2 separate regions of the Mus musculus genome follow, and region 2 is linked to region 1. The links are chromatin loops, found by intact Hi-C in ENCODE. Cell type or tissue: left cerebral cortex. All regions are shown on one strand. Each heading gives the region's core, and the rest is flanking DNA. Links, peaks and the distances in the headings are about the cores only. Region 1 has its middle 8.4 kb from the start of Gm29946. Region 2 has its middle 70 kb from the start of Mir3970.

Evidence for each region. Hi-C counts contacts between places; a loop is a spot of excess contacts. Peaks named below come from ENCODE experiments on the same cell type or tissue, not always from the same donor. Only the 100,000 strongest peaks of a DNase experiment are listed, where the experiment ranks them.
Region 2: a loop joins it to region 1, with 2.9 times the contacts of the local background. A loop is called at or near these places in 19 of 42 quality-filtered maps.

The regions. Positions count from the first base shown.
Region 1 is chr19:33,109,124-33,119,459 of GRCm38, forward strand. No RefSeq gene overlaps it. Among named protein-coding and RNA genes, the nearest start is that of Gm29946, 8.4 kb to the right of the region's middle. In left cerebral cortex, for the core only: a CTCF peak has its summit at 6,015; DNase peaks (open chromatin) are centred at 1,315 and 4,766; H3K27ac peaks cover 1,442 bases.
Region 2 is chr19:33,221,452-33,231,787 of GRCm38, forward strand. It overlaps the pseudogene Rnls. Among named protein-coding and RNA genes, the nearest start is that of Mir3970, 70 kb to the left of the region's middle. In left cerebral cortex, for the core only: CTCF peaks have their summits at 4,778 (motif pointing left), 5,730 (motif pointing left) and 5,932; DNase peaks (open chromatin) are centred at 2,231, 2,497, 2,938, 3,463 and 2 more places; H3K4me3 peaks cover 540 bases; H3K27ac peaks cover 1,614 bases.

The DNA of each region.
Region 1 (10,336 bases), core at 1,254-9,253:
TAGAGATACTGTGTAAGGACAGAGAAGCGAGCTGATCATCAGGCTGTGAGCATTCTCAGCTCGCTTCTCTGACCAGCCGCTTCAGGCTCCTGCCGCTGGGCTTTTCCCTCAGTGGCGGGATGTGACCTGGGACTGTGAGCCAAATAAACTCTCTCTTCCTCAAGTTCCTTTTATCAGAATATTTTATCACAGAAACAGGAAAAGAAACTAAGACTGACTCAACCAGCAACTGTTGGCTTTGCAGGTAGAAGGGGCCCCAGGCAAGGAATGCAAGCAGCCTGTGGGACTTGGAAAAGGAAGATAATGGATTCTCGTCTGTAGCCTCCAGGAAAGTACATAACCCTACTCACACCTTGATGCCCGGACAGCAAGGTTTCTGACCCCAACAACTGTAAGATAATAATATCTGCCTAAAGCCACTAACTTTCGATGGTAAGTTTTAATCAACTTCCTTAATGAATGTATTTTTATAAATGTGTTAATGACTGTGTACTACATAATGAATGTATGCTAACATATATAGGCATTACATACAGCTCTAGTCTCTATAGGACATAGAAGATCAGGTTAGAGATTAACCCTGCCAAACTGTGTAAGTTGGTGATATTACATGATTTCAACTAAGCAAACAACTATGGGAGCAGAAGGAAAGGTCCCAGCATCAGAACTTGGAATGTTTTGATATCTGGGCCTTGCACACGAAAAGCCCTGAGGTTTCAGTGAATTTTTCTGAAGCTTTGGCCGTATATAGCTCTGCTAAAGATAAAAGCAGTTTTAAGGGAACATTTGGGCAATGTCTCAGGGCAGCCAGCTTGAGCAATTTCAAAACCACCACCCCGAGGATGGGACAGTGAACGTGATTTCCCTCTGTGTTTCAGAGGCTCATCCCCATTCAGGCAAGAGTCTCGGGGCTCTGTCTCTGGGGCAGGGGTTAAGTACTGACACTGATCACAAAGTTGCTTCATAAGTCTCTGGCTCTAACGTGACAGTGACCATCTGTCCTACCCAATCCTCTAGGGGAACATTAGAGGAAGCAGCACATGGACACTCAGGCTAGAACAAGCAGGGTGCCAAAGAGTAAATGGAAAGACTTTTCCCGGGTTATCCTCACTGGGCCCAGGGGTGGGAACTGGGGATAGAATGCCAGATGGGCTCAGAGGCTACAAGAGTGGGTGTGGGATCATCTGTTTCTATAGAAACGTGTCTTTGGGATGTCTGGAGGGCTTTTGGAAGTTGGCACCAGTCTTGCTCTGAAAACCACACAGTTACTTTTCACAGTGTTTCCGATGCCTTTTTAGTACCCAGGGAGTTTTCTAGTAGCTGTCCTGTCTCTGGCTGGAATTTACAGAACGTCTTGTGAAAATCCGATGGCGGCTTTAGGTCTGAGCCAGATCTCCACGCAGAGAAGGCCTCAGCTCCTAAGCCCGGAAGAACGAGGAGCTCGGGCTCCAGGACTATTGGCATTTTCCTGCCTCTTCTCTCAGTCTCTGGCCAGGGACTGTACCCCTGGAGGCCTGGCTCTCAGCCAGTTGTAAGCCAATCCTTGCTAAGGTGTTAGGTGGCAAAGGCTCATGGGTTGTTAATCCCTGTAAGAGTTTTCCACATTCAACAAAGTTTAGTTATTAAATCAGAGAACATTAAAAAAAATCACCACCACAGCATAAACCAACTTCTTCGTGTTCCCTATAAATCTTTCCCTTTATAAGTTGAGTATAGTTCATGACCATGCTATATATGAAATTTTGTTCACAGAGGACATTTTTACACCTTCTCACATTTAAAAATACTGCACTTCCCCCATTGCACTAGTTTGAAAGTACCCTTTGTAACATCTGGCCATAATTTCCCTCCTATTAATCCAGCGAGTCTCCATATTTGCCATTTCCTGGGGACGACAGTGTCACTTGACCCCTGTCTGTAGGCATGCCTGGCCTTCTTCAGTGAGTAAGCAGCTTGCATTCAGAGTGAGTCCACTAGAGTCTGTGATATCACGGGCAGGAAAGGGATTTCTGTTGGTCTCTGTTGGGAAAGTGGAACCGGCAAGCTGGCAGTTGGCGAGGTGGGAGATGGCTTTTTCCACCTCCCAGGGGGATGGAGCGAAGATTCAGCTGAGGGAGACTTGTGAAGCAGATGAGCAACCATGGCAGATTTTTCTGGAGGCCCTGTGCCCATGCATGGGCCTGCTCATGATTTCTGTGAGCCATACCTGTATTGTTTTATTATTAATATTTTGCATAAGCTAGTGTTGCTTCATTTTTTTAATCACTGATAAAAAAGAAATGAACCCAAACTAATCACAGTAGTGATGACGATTTTGATAACGAGCATTTGTTTCCTGTCAGGACCTTTATTTCTACTTGAGTTTATATCCCTTATTCTCAGTGAGTGAGCTCGGATACTTGCTAATTTTCTCAGGATAATTTGCCTCAGTGGTCTGGGGTTAGAATCCTGATCTGCCTGATGCTCCAGTCTCTGGTTTTAACTACTCCCTAATGTATCCACCCAACGGAACCGTGTTGCTGCAGAAGTGGACTGTGTAGAACGAAGAACCAGCAAGCTCCCCAAGAGGATGCCTTAAACACTAAGACCGTCAAGAGAGAAGATGTTGTAAAGATGAAGCCTGCCTGCTCAGGGCTCTGTGGCACCTTCTCTGTGTCCCAGCTTTTAATTGATTATAGCACCTCTGAGAGTCTCATCTTTTCTCTAACAGCAAGAAAAGCCAGTGTTGAGTCCCATTTCCTTAATCCCCAGATGAGTTTTCCACATTCGACATAGTTTTGTTATTAAATCAGAGAGCATTAAAAAAAAAAATCACCACCACAGCATAACCAACTTCTCCATGTTCTCTATAAATCTTTACCTATTTCAGTCCATGTGTGTGTGAGGCATGTGTGGTTTAGCCAGAGTGACTTTGTGAGGACTCTCCTCTGGGCATTAGCAGTGTGCTTGGGACACTTTCTTTTGCCTTGAGACGGTATATTCTTTTTTTTTTTTTAATTGTTCTTTATTTTTTATTGGATATTTTCTTTATTTACACTCCAAATTTTATCCCCCCCAACTCCCTATCCCATCCCCCCCTCTTCCTGCTTCTATTCCATCCACCCACCCACTCCCTCCTCACTGCCCTGGCATTCCTCTAAACTGGGCCATCAAGTCTTCACAGGACCAAGGGCCTCTCCTCCCATTGATACCAGACAGGGCCATCCTCTGCTACATATGCAGCTGGAGCCATGGGCACCTCCATATGTACTCTGGTCTGTGGTTTAGTCCCTGGGAGCTCTGGGGGATGCCCAACCGAGAGGAGGGAGAACCTGTAGACACCATATCCAGAGATTAGGCAAGGCCCCCAGTTGGGGGATGGAGCCACCCACTCATCTTCAAATTTTTATCCCAGAATTTCTCCTGTCTAAAGGAAATATGGGGACAAAGTGTGGAGCAGAGACTGAAGGAAAGGCCATCCAGAGACTGCCCCACCTGGGGATCCATCCCATATACAGACACCAAACCCAGACACTATTGCAGATGCCAAGAAGTGCTTGCTGACAGGATATACCTGTCTCTGGAGAGGCTCTGCCAGAGCCTGACACAAATGAAGGAGCTAGGAAAAGGACTGAAGGAGCTGAAGGGATTTGCAACCCCATTGGGAGGCAGTATACTCTTTGTTTTGTTTTTTTTTTGTTTTGTTTTGTTTTGTTTTGTTTTGTTTTGTTTGAGACAGGGTTTCTCTGTGTAGCCCTGGCTGTCCTGGAACTCACTTCGTAGACCAGGCTGGCTTTGAACTCAGAAATCCGCCTGCCTCTGCCTCCCGAGTGCTGGGATTAAAGGCGTGCGCCACCACTGCCCAGCGGGAGACAGTATATTCTTAAGCAGTTCAAATTTGTGCCAGTTCACTGTGTCTCCACTGTCACTAGGCCCCCATTCGGGGCCTGTCCTAACCCTGCATACATAGGCCCAATCAAAAACCACAGTTGCCTCTTTCAACATCATGGTGGCATTTGCTGATTCTCCCTATTAACAGCATACATTAAAATCAGAGTAGAGACTCAGACCACTGCTCCATAGCTCAAAGGACGGGGTAACTAAGTCTGAGGACTTACTGAAGGCTTTGGGGCACTGGATCTTGGCGGCTATAAGATTTCCTGTGAATCTAATTGGAATAGATACATGTTCATCTATTGTGATAAAATACCTATTAGCAGCCATACTACTTTGCAAGGCCATTTCTCCCTCTAAGGATGCCATGATTTCAGGAATTGATGGGGATTAGATATACACTTCTAAATGAGCCTAACATCAAGTAGTGATTTGGCACTGCCAAGATGTGGGCTTGCCATTTTCCTTAGCTGCAGTACATCTTGTCAGAAACATCCATCCAGAGGAGAGAAAGGAGCCATGTTATGTGCTGAGCAAAGGCAGCTAGTAAGAACTGTGCATCTATAGAACTTCTGTTTCCTCAGGACCGGTATAGCAGTGACTTTTTTTTTTCTGTATCAGAAAGATGTCTCGGGATGGAGAATAGAATTTCAGGAAACCCAGATAAAACTAGCCTCTGGGGATTAAAAACAAACAAAAACACACAGGCAAATGATCGGAGAGAAAGGCAGAGTTCTCAGCAGAAAGCATTTTGTAAGGAAATGGCCACAATTTCCCTTTTACATAATTGCCATAAATGTACAGCCAAATTAAACGTGTCATAGATAAAATTACCAACCAAAGTACCACCCGGCTGTCTCCTGCGAGCTGAGAGTTTACGGATGCAGTGTTCTCCAGCGAGCATCACAAATCCACATAATGTTCCCGAGTGCTAAATTTGGAGCTCTGATTTAGCTGACAGATGTTTAAAATCACATTGAATTGGACAACTCCCCGAGGAGGACATGGCTGCAGATGTGAAAGAGAACAAGCTAAGGCCTTCAGGGAGAGCCTGAGAGCCCTCTTCTCTATCAGCCTTCTTCCATGGGGTGACATGGGTGAAGGATCATTTCTATGCTGAATTCACTAAACCCCAACCTCCTGTTGAATTGAGGTTGAGACGAATGCAGAGGCTGTACATTGGACAAAGCTTGATCTGGTGACATGGAGGCTGGAGGCTCCTTGAAAACAGGCAGGTAGCCACTATACCTTGGAGGCTACTTTGCTCCTTTAATAACATCTTGTGATCAGAAATGAATGTAATTCTGAAAATTTAAACTTCAGCATCAGTATTTCACTGGCAACCTCTTGGGCAAAGTTGAAATGCTCTTCACAATTCCCCATACTTAAATCTCCAGCAGTGTTTTCTTTGTTTTTGGAAAACAACAAAATTAAAATTATCCTAGAATCATTTTTTTTCTTCAAAAACACATATTTTAGGCCTGTGTTGAGACTCAGACTGAAATGGATTTGTTTAAAAAAATGTCTGTGTATTTGATGTGGGAGACTAGTGACCTTTGGTAGTTTGTATAAAAAAAATGTTTGATGTCTCAAATTTCCCTACTGAGCTTGTATTGTTGCTGCATTTTTTTTTTCTGTGATTTTTTTCCATGCTCTATCATCCCCCACATTCAACATAAGCTCTTTAATCACTCAACAGAGCTCATTCCAATGGCATCCTCAGATGACCGCCACTCACATCATGATGTCAAGATTGACATGAGTCTAATTCTAACAATGGTGAAAAAAATTCAAGACAGAGCCCAAGAGACACTGTCATTGTTGGGGGCGTGGTAAGACTCATGGGGGAACCCTGCTGCCTTTACACTGGTGGAACACTGTGCACACCGACACAGTCACTCAGAATACAAATCTCTAACAGCACGATCCTCAGAGACTACAAGAACTCCTGCAGAGGAAGTCAGTGGGCAGCTGGCAGTGGCAGGGTCAGTAGGAATGACACAGACCCTTTCTTCATTAGGATGAGCAGAAAACGATGTCAAAAGGGTGACAAGCTCAGAACACCACAAATTCAGGCAATACCAACGAATCCCTGGAGCCTTGTCTATGTTCAGCCTGTGCAGCCAAAGCTAGCCACTGGGGACAAATGTGGAGTAAACAGTGAAAGAAGAAGCAAATTCTAAACACCACTGAGCAAGCTCACACAGGGTCTGGTGCTACAAATTGTAAATGTCATACTTCTTGACTTACCGAAGCAAGAGCCTTGTACATGACGATTTAATCTATGACACTCTTTCAAACCACGGATCTATACAATCTGTAGCAGAAAGTTATACAGAGTTTGAATAGAAGAAAGGAAAAGATGATTAAACTCTCCTGCAGATCTGTATTTTTTTTTTTTTTTTTTTTTTTTTTTTGCTTTGTGACAACAAATACTTACCCTTTCTCCTTAAAAAATTTTGGTAAAATAATCGAATCACATGATAATCACAAAAGTAATTCTGTGGGCCAAGGGCTCTGAGGAACTTATGACTCATTAGGCAAGACCTTTGACTGCTGGAGGACAGGTTTCTCTGTCTAATAAAGTATTTCTATGAGAATAAAGTGCAGCAATAGATATCAATAATATTTTGAGAAGCTGAGAAGAAGTTTGGAATGCAAAAGGTTGTTAGTTTTCTTGACAGGACAAAAAAGGGTAGCTTATTAATGTCATTCTCACTGTAGTTCATGGCGATTCTGGCCATAGAGCCCTTTATGTATCTTCGGAGGACTTTGTAAAGTGAAGATGAATGTTATAGGACTATGCACACTGGACCCACTAAATGAAGTATAATTCACGTGGTTGAAAGATCAACGTTTACAGTCAGCTTCAAACCGGAGTCCATTGCTCATGTGCTCTGATGTCTTGGGTCTAGTTACTTAATTTTTTTCTGAGCCTCAGCTTCCATGGCTGTATGAAGTAAGTATAGTATCCCTTTTCTCTAGCTCTCTTGTGGGAAGTACACCATGTGATGCATAGAAATCATGCAGCCTGGGTATCATTTTACTTGTGGCTTTATCCATTACTAGGGGATTTCCATATGAAATTCAATTGTGACTTAACGATCACGGTTGTGTGATGCCCCAGTCATAGCTACCAGGTAAGAAAAGGGTTAATAGCAACACTCCTAGTCCTGTAAGTTGGCCAGAAGACCACAATAGGACCTGCTTGATCATCTGTGTAGAGGTATTCCCACCTTGAGAATTTTAAGGATTATACTCACCTTTAGGAAGCTAAGACATTACATAGAGAAGACAGGCTCAGCGTTTACCATAACCCAGAAGTTCTGTTACAGGCACGACCCCCCCCCCCCCCGCGTTTACCCTTAGGCTTCAGCAAGACAGAATGTTGAACTCTGCTGTCTTCAAGGAAACTGGTGGGTTTCTCCTCCACTTTTAGGGTTACTCTGGGCTCGGAGAGGGCATTTGAACCCCATCTCCCCTGTTTTTTAACTTCTAAGGCCAGGGTTTAGATAGGCTTCTTCTTTTGGAGGCATTCCCTGGCCCAGTGGCTCTCCTGCTTACAATAAGCACATTGGTTCTTTCTTTCGTTCTTTTAAATATTTTTATTAGGTATTTTCTTCATTTACATTTCCAATGCTATCCCAAAAGTCCCCCACACCCTCCCCCCACTCCCCTACCCACCCACTCCCACTTCTTGGCCCTGGCGTTCCCCTGTACTGGCGCATAAAAGGTTTGCAAGACCAATGGGCCTCTCTTTCCAGTGATGGCCAACTAGGCCATCTTTTGATACATATGCAGCTAGAGTCAAGAGTTCCGGGGTACTGGTTAGTTCATAATGTTGTTCCACCTATAGGGTTGCAGATCTCTTTAGCTCCTTGGGTACTTTCTCTAGCTCCTCCATTGGGGGCCCTGTGATCCATCCAATAGCTGACTGTGAGCATCCACTTCTGTGTTTGCTAGGCCCCGGCATAGTCTCACAAGAGACAGCTATATCTGGGTCCTTTCAGCAAAATCTTGTTAGTGTATGCAATGGTGTCAGCATTTGGAAGCTGATTATGGGATGCATCCCCAGATATGGCAGTCTCTAGATGGTCCATCTTTTTGTCACAGCTCCAAACTTTGTCTCTGTAAAAATGTGTAGCCCAGGCTGGCCTCGAACTCGTGATCCTCCTGCCTCTGCCTCCTTCAGCAAATCCTACCAGCGTGTGCCACCACAACTGGCTGGTTCTTTCTTAAGTGGGGGAATTCTCCATTCTTAGGGCCCCCTTACCTCCTTTGGAAGCCATCTGTTTTCTGGTGCTGTCTGACTAATAAAGGCCAGAGCTACCACTACTTTTTGCTTCTGGTGATTCAGGATCCATGGGGGTGTATTGTTAGAATGCTAGTCCTGGAGACTTGAGTTATTTTATACTTATAAATACTGTATGCAGCAAATGTTATTACTGTCTGTTTTACACAGGCATGTTTAGCCTGTGGCCCATGGGCTGATATATTCCAAGATAGATAAATGTGTCTTAACACAAAATTATAAATGTACTGAAAATATTACAAGATCAAGTGTAATCTCTACTTTCTTTTCTATTAGATTCAGATTATCGGATCTTTTTTAAAAAAATTTTTATTAGATATTTTCTTTATATACATTTCAAATGCTATCCCGAAAGTTCCCTATACCCTCCCTCTGCCCTGCTCCCCTACACACCCACTCCCTCTTCTTGGCCCTAGCATTCACCTGTATTGGGACATATAAAGTTTGCAGGAGTATCAGATCTTATTGAGGCCCTTTATACACCTGGAGCTGAGTTTTGTGCAAGGTAAGAGACATGCCTTAATTTTCATTCTTCTCTGTAGCTATCTAGTTTGGCCAGAATCATTTGTTGAAGACGCTGTCTTTTCTCCAGTATTTATTTTTTACTGTATTGGCAAACATCAGGTGTCCAAAGGTATATGAGCTTAGGTCAGGGTCTTCAGTTCTATTTCATTGACAAATATGTGTTTTTAAATGTCAGTACCACATTGTTTTTATTACTATAGTGCACTTTATTTGTACAGTTTAAAATCAGGAAAGATGGTATTTCCAGTAGTTATTTTATTGATCAAGGTTATTTAAGGATCCTAATGTGTATGTGGGTTTCCATATGGAGTTTAAGGTTGGCTGTCTTTGCTTTTGTATTCCGATTTCTATGAAGAACTGGACTGGAATTTTGAGGGGGCCATTGCACTGAATCTGTAGTTTGCTTTTTGTAGGATGAACATTTTTCAGTTTGGGAATCATTACTTGTCTTAGCAAGAGAGTTGGCAGTAATCACGATGTGACAATCAAAAGTGAATGCATGGAGGCTTAATAACATATAAGGAGATGAACATACAGAGGCCAATGAAACCCAGCTGTCACCCTTACATGCATCTCTCTGAGGCCCTGGGTTGAATTTCATCTTCATAATTTTTTAATTTTCTCATTGAATGCATCTCATGATCTTCTTTCACCTTGTCCCTCTGACTTCAGAGACTTCAGGCTCCACACAATCTGGGCCTTCCTTGATTGAATACACAATTGAGAAATTGGGAATTCTGGGGATATATTTAAGCCTTAAGACTTTGGATTCAAAATGACTTGAACTAAGCCTCAACTTAGTTATTTAAAAACTTGGCCAATTTAAGTAAATTACATCTGCTCTCATCACCTTTGTGGCTTCTTGCATCCAAGGAATAGAACGGCCTTTTTTCACCCCTACAGTGTGGGATTGCACCCAGGTGTTCATACATGCTGTCCATGTGCTCGACTCCTAACCCACATCCCAGCCTAGCAATGGTTTCTTAACAGGGTTGTTCTAAATATAAAATCAGATCATGCAGGAAGACACATTTAATACTGGTTATTATAACTGAGTTATCTTTCCATTTTTAGTAAAAGGAGCGTCTGAGTTTGTTTTAAGTGTTCTAGCAAGGGATTTAGTCAATCCTCCCCCTTAAGGCAAGGACAGTTTTCTTTTACATTTCAAGAGCTGGTAGGATGCAGCTTGAGGAAGGTAGTTTGTGGGTAGAAAGCTGCTGCACTAACCAGACCCAGGGTCACTTGTGTATGAGCCACTTCCTCCCTCTAGGGGGCAATATTTGCTGTGGGTCTGTTACTGGGCAAGCTGAAGCCATTTCCTGTTCTGTATTGGCTCTTCCTTTTAAGACCTCCTTCCTTCTTCCTCTCCTGATGCAGGGGTCAGCTCCACTTCATTGTCTAATGCTACCTCTGCCAACTCCTTGTGTTCTTTATCCTTCATGGATGTTTTCTCTTCTACATCTGATTTAGTCTTGGTGTCTGCTTTCAGAGGACCCAACCTGACACACCAGACATTCTGTGCTTGATAACTCACAAATCTTTTAGGTCAGGGCTCTAAAGGTTGGCAGATGTCTGAAGACACGTTGCTACAGACTCAATAAACAATATATACAAGCCACTATAAAA
Region 2 (10,336 bases), core at 1,473-9,472, 110 kb after region 1:
GTCCCAATCCAGCTGGCAAGTTGTGTCGTTCACTTATGAGCCACGAGCCATTTGTTATAAAAGAGAACCTAACATGAATTAACCACTAAAGCCACATTTAAACAGGACTGATGCTGTGGACTAGGTAACTGAGTCAACAGCTTAGCATCATTCTCCCTTGGCTTTGGTACTTGCTAACTGTATGACCTTGGTCGAGTCATGTACTCTTTCTGAGCCCAGCAACCTTATCCATAACATGTGGGCTCTAAGTAGCATATCACACAGAATGTTACGATGATGAAAAAGACCACTCAGCCTAAGCTGATGCACACCTTTAATCCCAGTACTTGGGAGGCAGAGGCAAACACATCTCTGTGAGTTCGAGGTCAAGCTGACAAGTTCCAGGACAGCCAAGGTTACACAGAGACGATACCCCTCCAAAAAGACCATTCATTGGGCAGGAGAGACGGCTCAGTAGGTAAGGTCAATGGCTGTTTCAGCGGACCTACCTTCTATTCCCAGGCCTGACCAGACCTCTTACAACCACCCAACTCCTGTTCCAGGGGGTCTGATGCCCTCCTCGGGCCCCGGCAGGCACCAGACACATACATGCTGCACAGGCACACATGCAGGCAAGTCATACACATAAAATGAAATATTAAAAAAATTACATGCATTAAAAGTCCATAACACAAAGGTGAGACGGAGCTCAGCTGCTACTTCATCTCCTCACCTCTGGCTCTGTATAATGAGCGGAGGTTTAAGAGGCAGGGTGAAACAAGACCAAACAAAGCCAGAACAAGCCAAAGCTAAATACCTGAAGCAAAAAGTACAGTTGAGCATGTTGTTTGGGCACTCGAAGGTGAGAAGTTAAGGACGAAGGATGGAAGGATTTGACTAGAGCTATCAGAGAGAACACACAACACCCAGATCTGAATTTCAGATGAACAATGGATTTCTTCAGTATCCCAAATATTGCACCAGACATTCTTTTACTAAATAAATTATTCATTGTTTATCTGAAATTCTAGTATAAATGGGTGTCAGTGTTTTCATTTACCAAACCATGCAACCTCGACAGCCTGATTTTTGTAAGAAATCTCTTAACCCTGTAAGGACACTCGGAGTTCAGAAGAGCCTGACGTGGGCAACTGCAGAGCCATCCTGGGAAAGGTCGCACCCTCTGCCACCCTTTGTTTTGTGAAGCAAGGGCCTCATGGGGAAAACCTCAAGTGAGCAATTTTCCCTTCCCTGCACCCTCCACATGAGCCTGCTGCAGAGAATGCTGGGGAGCCTGCTGCAGCCTCCTTACCCGCTTGGGTCTCTGTGACCCAGGTTTTCCTTGGGTGAGGCCCTGTGGTCACGCTATAGTGACTGTTTGAACCCCCACCACACCCTGCTTGGTTGCCAGTGGGTGGGGGCAGAAGAGGTAGAAACAGGGAAAGAATGCTTAGCCGTTTTGATCAGCTGGGTTGTGCTTTGTCAGATGGTCTCACAAAACTTTAATTCCTGCTTTGATGCCTAGTGGCCGCACAGTGTCCTCGCCAGGCTTGTCTTAATAGGCTGCTTGCATGAAGTCAGACGGATCGCCTTTGTTGCACTTTCGTACACCTCATGACAGCGGCTCTTTTACGTTAAGGAGGAAACTCTGTGGTTAAACTGTAGCCTAGGTATTTTTAGAGCCGTTACCATGTTAACCAAATTTCATACATTTCACCTGCAGGATATGCAGTAACACCAAGGCCTTCCCTAAAAGCTAACCAAAAAAAAAAAATGTATTTAAGCAATTAATGCAATTAATACTGTCTTTAGGACTAAGACCATGTTATCTGAGAACAGAGTCGCTGGTGCTGACACCTTTTCTCTTCTATTTTTTTTCTTTTTGAATGGATGGATGGTAATGTCTTTAAGGGAGTACCTTTTTCTTTGATACAAGTGACTTGAAGGGCCAGAACCAAAAGCTTAAAGCTGGTTAGTTCTAAAGGTCAGAGCCTGAAGGCAGCGACTCCTTTGTGAATCATTAAGCTTTCCTAAGCTGCTTCTGACAGACTTCTGGCTTTGCGCCACCTGTCTTGGGTCATTTTACACTGCGAATCCTTATGCTGTTCCAGTTTTTAAGTCAGTAGCAAAGGTTATGAGAAAGACAGAACTTGTGTTGCTGTTGTTTTCCTTCTCAATCCGGCATCGCCCCTAAGCTTTCAGAGCACAGAGCCAGTTTGTGTTTAGGGCATCTTCACACGCCCTACTAGAGAGCATTTAAAGAAGACCCATGGGTCCACAGATGAGCCAGATGTGATGGAAGGGATACCCATTAGCAATAAAGTGAGAGTCCCCATCACTACTGACCAGTGATTTTCACCACTAATCCCAGCACTGAAAGTTCAAGATAGAACTAATATCTGAGGTGCTATCAGATATTATCTTCCATCATCAGTTAAACTGGATGAGTTTTGACATACTTAGAATTCGCTGTGTTAGCCCAATGAGGTTCAAGTGACAGGACACGTCACTGCCAAGTTCTATGCCAGTTTATCTTCTAGTCATCTGAATAAAAGTCACTCTGCACCAAAAAAATTCTCTTAAACACAACGAAATTCTGTTTTATGGAGCCAAGGGACATTAAGCTGCTAAAACACATGCTTTCAAAATCGAATGTGGAATAGCTGTCCTGTTTCTCAAGGGAAAAAATACACAGTTAAACCTTGCTTATTCATAATAACCCAAACTTCCGGAAGGCTTAAGCATTTGGAATTGCTCCAAACCCAAAAGAGGGGAGGAGGGAAAGGGAAGGGTTTGGAGAGCAAGGGGATGGGGGGGGGGGGGGGGATGGAGGGAGAGAAGGACAGAATGAACCAGCAGCAAGCAAGCCAGTTTTTAGAAGTAGACCTGAAACCCTAGCAACACTGAAAGAAGACCTGGAGCTTGCATCTGATTGGCTTACCAGCCAGCCGGAATGCTGAGCTCTGATTGGCTAGTGATGATGTCTCCAAATAATCAGCCTTTTGCAGGGAAGCAAATTTATCTGGCAGAAAGGACAGGAGGTAGAAGAAGCAGGCAAGAAGCAAAGGGAAGCGAACAGGGCAAAATGAATGACAGGTTATTTGTAACAAAGGTGGCAGCTGAGACGACAATGAGAACAAGAATCACTATTTATGTAGCTGCTTACAGTTTTTACAAACTAGGCTCCCTGAAATTACTGACACTGTCTTCAGAAGGACCTTCAAGGATTGCAGAAGTGAAATGACATTCCCCAGGTTACACAGCGAGTAAGAAAAAAGCTGAGGTCACCGGTCTCTAATCCAGGGCTGTTGACACCACAGAGTCTCTGGAGAGAATAATTTGGAGTTATCCTGAGGAATTGAGCTAATCCTCTGATCACAGAAAAGACCACCAGCAGCCACATCAGCTACAGTTTAGTGGGAGATGCAGAAAGGGCGTAGGGCTCACTGCCCTTTGCTACACAGAGGTTGAAATCATCGCTCAAGAAATATCTCCATGCACATTAGGAAGAACGGCTAGTGTGGTAGAAAGGAGGCTTGCATCTTGAGTGCTCAGTGCAATCATTTATTTACCCGGGATGGCTCACAGTGCCAACAACAGCATAATCATCTGTCCCCCAGTTGTTCAGCTATAAATGCGCAGATCATTTTTGTTTCAACTTTCTTCCCATATGCGATGCCTCTGTAAGGCCTGTAGCTGTCACTTCTAAAACCCTGAAGCCAGGTGCTTATGCCATATCGCTGGCCGCCATACTCTCCTCGGAGCCACTGTACTGTTCGACTGGGGTTTCAGTTCATTGCTCCAGCTGTGGTTTTGTGTTTATACCCTCGCTTCCCTAACTTCATCTTCTTCCCGCCCAGTCAATTCTCTGGAATATGTCAAATGCTTAAACATTACACTAAAAATGACATTCAAGGGTTCTAGCAGGGCCCAGCCTGAGTTCACTGTAAGTGCCTATGCCCAGGGCATATTGCTCGACACATGGTGGCCTCCTTTGTGGCTCTAGAGCAGAACCTCTCTCTCCAGTGCTGTTCTTGTCTTCATGTCATCAGACTTCAGGCTCACGTGGCTTTTCCTACAAGCTGATCTAAGTTCCCTGTTATTTTCTTATATGAATTCTTTTTATTGACTTCCTGTGATTTCTCAACTGAAAAGATTGTTTTTATTTGACTGCTTAGCCCTCCTTTTATATGTCTCTTTACTATGAAGCTCTATGAAGTTAAAACCTAGGATTTCACACACCACCCAGGAAAGTAGTGCATAGTGCTTAGTGGGTGCTTGATAGCTGTGTTGAATGAATGAATGAATGAATGAATGAGCAACCAGAGCTTTAGCATGTTTGGTGTTCCATGACACCTCTCTACCAACAACTAGGGACAGGGCTCCTGTAGGACAGTCTGTTGTTCTGTAATTCTTTTCAAAGTCATGATTGCTAATAAGCTACCATCATTTAGAAAGTTCTGTGAAATTCCTAACATAATTTCTGAAAGTGGGGGGAGGAAAATCTTGTTTAGACCTAGGCCTGGGGCATGGTAACAATGCATAGGTACCACCCACTGGTCATATAAGTTGTCAACTTTTTTTTTATTTGCCCAAATTGTGTCTCTGAGGGATAAACATATCCTTAGCAAAATGCATCAACCTATTGGGATTTTAAAGTCATAATTGAGCCAACGCCTTGGTCAAAGTATTGTTGCTTTAATTATGCCCATTTATTTCAACATTCCAATTTTGGAAATTTTTTAGCTGCCCCATTACATTTTCTTTTGCAAGTGAAAATTGTCACGATGCCCTCTGGTGGAATTAAAATTTTTCTTCCTTCTTTCCTTTCTTCCCTAGCTCTGTCCCTCGCGCCCTCTTTCCCTCCTTCCATCTTCCCTTATCTGTTTATCCTTTTATGTATTTAGAATGAAACACAGGAGCCATGGGATTTATATTACTTTGCAATGCTGACTGACTAGGTATTATATCAAAGGTCAGATTAAAGATGATGGTAACTACAACACTCATAGCTATATTTACAAACATGATCAGAACAGAGGAGCAAGAGTTGGCTGTGGCTCACCAAGAATAAGCAGGACTTGTGTCATTATATCCCCACTAGAGCTGATGCAGCTGACAGAATGGCAAGGCTTTCAAAACTGGTTCTGTGCACCAGGTCACGACTTCAGTACTTCTTTGTAGAGCCATGTCATTCTTCCTTTCCTTTCCTTTCCTTTCCTTTCCTTTCCTTTCCTTTCCTTCTTTCTTCTTTCCTTTCTTTCTTTTCTTTCTTGTTTTTTTTTTTTTTCTTTTAGGCAATCTGGATTACACACCAAACGAGATCCTGCTTAAAAAGAAATCAGACTTTTGGGCGATCCAACCCCTGGAAGATGTCAGGGCTGTTCTTTAAGCAACCATGGTCTTAAGACAGAGGGAAGTAACATTTATCGGAGTAGATTAGTTTCCATATTTGTTTATTTCAATGCAGTAAAAAAAAAATTGAAAAGAAGACAAATGAGTATTTAAATATCTATCAACATGTCCTCAAATTATTTAGTGATTGTTTTAAAATTTCCTAAAAGTCAGACAGTAGAAATAAGCTATGGATATAGTACAGATGCATTCAACCAGCTGATTGCATTACAATTGAATCTTTGGGTTTGGTGCACCCCAAATTAAAAGACAAGAAAAAGAGAAAACAAAACAAACAAAAAACAAAAGGACCCAGGGCTCCTGTACAGCAGGCCGATCTAAATCTCTCAAAGAGTAGTACTGCCCCCTAGCGGGAGTTTGGAAAGATTCTAAGGGCCAGGTGTGAGGGGCTGGTCTCAGGAGGGAGCTATCCAAAGGGAAGTTCCGCACTGTGCTGCTGCTCCAACAATTATTTACACAGTCAAAAAACCTGTCTGCAATGCCTTGTGACCAGGACCAAATTCAGTTTTACATCAAGGCAAAACAGACAAACACAAATCCAATTACTTTCCAGTTATTTTTTTTAAGGAATGCGAATCTGACATAAAGTGAGGGCAGAATGCACATTGTTTCTGTAGTAGCACTAGCATTCTGAGAATGCTAGCGTCAGGATCTCTGCCCACAGATGGGTCTGGAGGGCTCTGGAAGACACAACTGTAGCCATGTCATTTGGAATGTCGAAATTCAAAGCAAGCCCACAAACGGGGCTGACCTCTTTCTTTCTTTACAATTAGACAAATTACAGCAATCCTTCTGAGAATGTCTGTTTGCCTTGGTAATATTATCAATGAATTTCATTTTAGTACAGTAAAGATTGTTGTCAAAATGCTTGCTATAATACACAACAATGAAGGAAACCAGCAGAGACAAATGCTAGACACTTTTCTTGCATGGAGCAATCAACTACTGAAAACAAACCCAAACCCAACCCACAACAAACAAAATGGCCAGAAGGGACTTCTCAGAACCCTTACAGGGAACTGGAGGCTTGCAGCAGTTAGGAGAGTATTGATCACAGAACACAGATGAGTATTTGTGAGTATGAATAAACCTGGGAGTGGTGGTGGATTTCTACTGTTTTATTATCAGCACTCCATCTCCAGCTTTATAATAACCCTGAAAACTGCCTTCCTACAGTCATGAATAGTAGAACAAAGCGAGGACTCTTAAGCTCCATTCCCATAGAACTGTCATCTTCTGACCTGCTTGATGGCTCCCTGAGAACATACCACGCACAGCACTGCCTGTATGCGTTGACTCAGAACTCACTGACTGTCACTGTTCCCCATGGAGATGAATTCCAATCAACTGTAGAAAGGATGCACAGAGATTAACATCACAGCTACCTGAGGTGGGCAGTGCTGACTGATGCACATCAGGGCTTTGCAAAGGTTACAGGAAAACGTGGGGCAAGATGGCATGGGCACCTGTTAAATACGGAGGTGAGCACACACCTACTGTTGTGTGAGTCCTCAGAGAGAATCCAAAACTTTGTTTTGCCTTATCTTATGGCCCTATGAAAGCAGAAAAGGAAGGCTAAAGCAAATTTTCCTTCTGACATGGAGTGTTCAGGGTGTTCTCCAAATGCACATAGAACTCCTTGGAAAGTACTGTGTCATTAGTGAGCTCCTGGTCCAATCACTAGCTGAATGCTAAGTTAAGTATCAGAGACCATGGTGGCTACCTGTGATAGTGACAGCTAGAATGAAGTAATCGTCACCAACAGAAACATTAGCCGTGCTGCAGTGAGATGCTCAAATGTCAAGAGTCTCCCTCCATGTGATATTATTTTAATTGTACTGTTCAACAAAATTAGTGACTATTCTCAGAAAATTAAAACACTGCACCATCAATATGAAAGCAGTCAATACAACTACCCTAAAGGAGTCAGGATGTAGGTAGGGACTAGATAGAGACTTAAATCTCTGTTCTTATGTTCAAAGAGCTAAATGTAACCACACGTGAAGAAAATATGAGAGCAGTTTCTCCATAAGTAGAGATAAGCATAGAGAAATTATTTAAAGGTCAAATATAAAGTCTAGAGCTGAGATGCGAAGTAAGAGGCATGAAAAGTTCACTAAAGGCCTCGGTAGCAGATCCGGGTAGTTCTACAGACAGAGCAAGCGGTCAACTCCAGGGAAGGCCAGTTAGCATCACGGATGCTGAGGATAAGAAAGAGCCAACAAAGGGGGCTGAACAGCGTCTCAAGAGTCAGGGAATACAGTCTAGTCTGTCTGAAAGGAAGTCGCGGAAGGATAGGAGAGCTAGGGGAGCAGGGAGAATGGATGAAGTAATAGCAGAAACTTTCTAAATGTAGTGAAAACTGGCAGTTTGTGAAATCAATATGCAGAGGTTCACGTGTAGACACACTGTACTCTATCTACCAAGAGCTAAAGATAAAGAGAATCTTGGTGGACCAAAGGAAAAGTGGCTTATGCTCAAAGTTCCTCACCGGCTTCCCCTCAGAAGCTGTGGGAACAGAATAGTTAAAATACTTAAAACGGTGAAATAAAAATAATAAAAACATACCAACTAAGAAAGCTATGTCCAGTAAAACTATCTTTCAAGGTGAGGACGAGACCAAGACACATTTAGATTAATAGAACTAAGAGGCAGTTCATTGGCAGTAGGCCAGCCTTGCAAACAATACTAAAAGAATTCTTTAGGTACATATGAAAGGATGAGGGACAGTAAGTTGAGGCTAAAAGGAACAACAACAACAACAACAACAACAACAACAACAAACACAGTTATTTTTACCACTACCCACTAGCAAATATAAACTGTAGGTAAATAAAAAAGAAGGCATAACTAGGGAACTGAAAAGACGGCTCACAAGTTAAGAGTGTGTGCTGTTCTTGAAGTCCCGAGGTTGATTACCAGCGCGTCTACCAGGTGGCTCACAATGGCCTATAATTCTATCATGTCAGCTCGAGAGTGATCAGGCCTCTATGACACCTGCCCCCAGGTACCTAATAACCCCCCCGACATACACATAATTAAAAGTAAAATAATTCTTGCAGCAGCTCCCTAGTGTAGCCTTCAACATAAAAATAAAATAAATCCTAAAAAGAAAGTATAGGTATATTTGTAATTATCATATTTAAAAGACAGGTTCATAAAGCAATAAATATAAATTTACATTGGTATGTATATAACATATTAAATGTGTGGTTTGTATGACCATAAAAGCACCAGGGAAGGGGCAGAGAATAAACAGGAGGAAAGAGTTTGTATAATATTAAAGTTAATATAAACCCAAAGTGAACTGGTATACAAATATACCATTAAGATGCTAACTATAAGCCTAGGGAAACTGTACTACATCATAATCACCACCACCACCACCACCATCATCATCATCATCATCATTATTGCTACTATTGTATATGGTGTGTGTGTGTGTGCACGCGCATGTGCCACAGCACACATGTGGAGATCAGAGTTGGTGTTCCCCTTCTACTATGTGTATCCTTACAGTCAAATTTAGTTTGATTAAAGTTAATTAATAAAAATTAAGAAATTTAAATTTAAAGATGGGAAAACATGGCTCAAGCATTATGGGGACGGTCTAAAGAGTATACCATTGCGCGCACACACACAAGTAGTAAACTATGGCCAACACAAACAAACATAGTAACCAGGTGTTCAGATCACTGCAGCAAGGGAAACCTGAGGTGACCCAGACACTGGGTGCAGCCCTGGCCAAATTCTACTCTGTTTATTATTTGGTAATTTATTGCTCATGCCATCTACTTGGGGAACATCTGAAAGGCATATGAACATTCTGAGTTACAAATTAGGCAACGCTAGGAAAACTAAAATCACGTGGCCAACTGACTGCTAGAGCAGAGGGACACTGTAATAACAATCTTCAAATAGGCAGAGAAATATTATCCAGATGAAGATAAGGAGCTGTTTCAGTCAGCTGGGTAGAATCAGAGCTAACATCACTGAGGAAGAAATATAGTTAGGCTTAGATAAAAAAACTTCCTGGCACCTGGAAAATTGAAAATGTTTCTTCCCTGGGATCCCTAAACACAGAGAGGATGACTACATAGGGATGGCTTTAGCACAGTGTTCTTGAAGTTTTAAGGATAACTGAATGATGCATATCTAGTGATTTATGTTCAAATCTCATAGATGTGGGTACAAATAATTGCTTTGTTGTGGACTAGAGATACAAATCTGCCAGACAAAGGTCAGAATTCATTTCTTCTCTGACTCTTTCAATTTCCTGCTCCCTTGAACCATCATAATCGTCAACATCAAAAATTCTTTTTAAGGTCTAGATGCATGTGTTATCTGGGAGCCCACAACCAATAAGAAACACAACATCTGTTCTCTCAAGTGTGAGACTTTCTCCTCATGGAGGCAGGAACGCAATACGGAAGGCCTATTCAATGCTTTTGGGTTGAGTACTCTTGAGATTTAGCTTTCTCCAGCTACACTTTTGTAGTTCCTTTTTTCCTTTCTTTTTAAATGTTGAGTGGATGAGAAAAAGCAAGGTAGGAGCATCATTCATGGATGGCTTCCTGCGGAGACGACTGGCATAAAGGGAACAGGGGAATGAGAATTGAACAGGGAGAATTGCAAGAGGAGAAGCAAGTGGGGGTGGGGAACAGGAAGCAATCATGTCTCCAGTGCCGACCGCTGCCCAACCACAGTGGCTGCCATAGGATCACTCTTACTATCAGGGTGAAAGCATAGCTGAGCCTTTGAAAGTTATTTGGACTCTCTACTTTTAGTACCAGTATTTGTTCTCTGACACATTCGGGGAGAGGGTATAGGGGACTTTCGGGATAACATTTGAAATGTAAATGAAGAAAATATCTAATAAAAATTGTTTAAAAAATCTGTTTTTTACTATAAAGTATGGTTGACACTGGTGATCTCAGTTGCA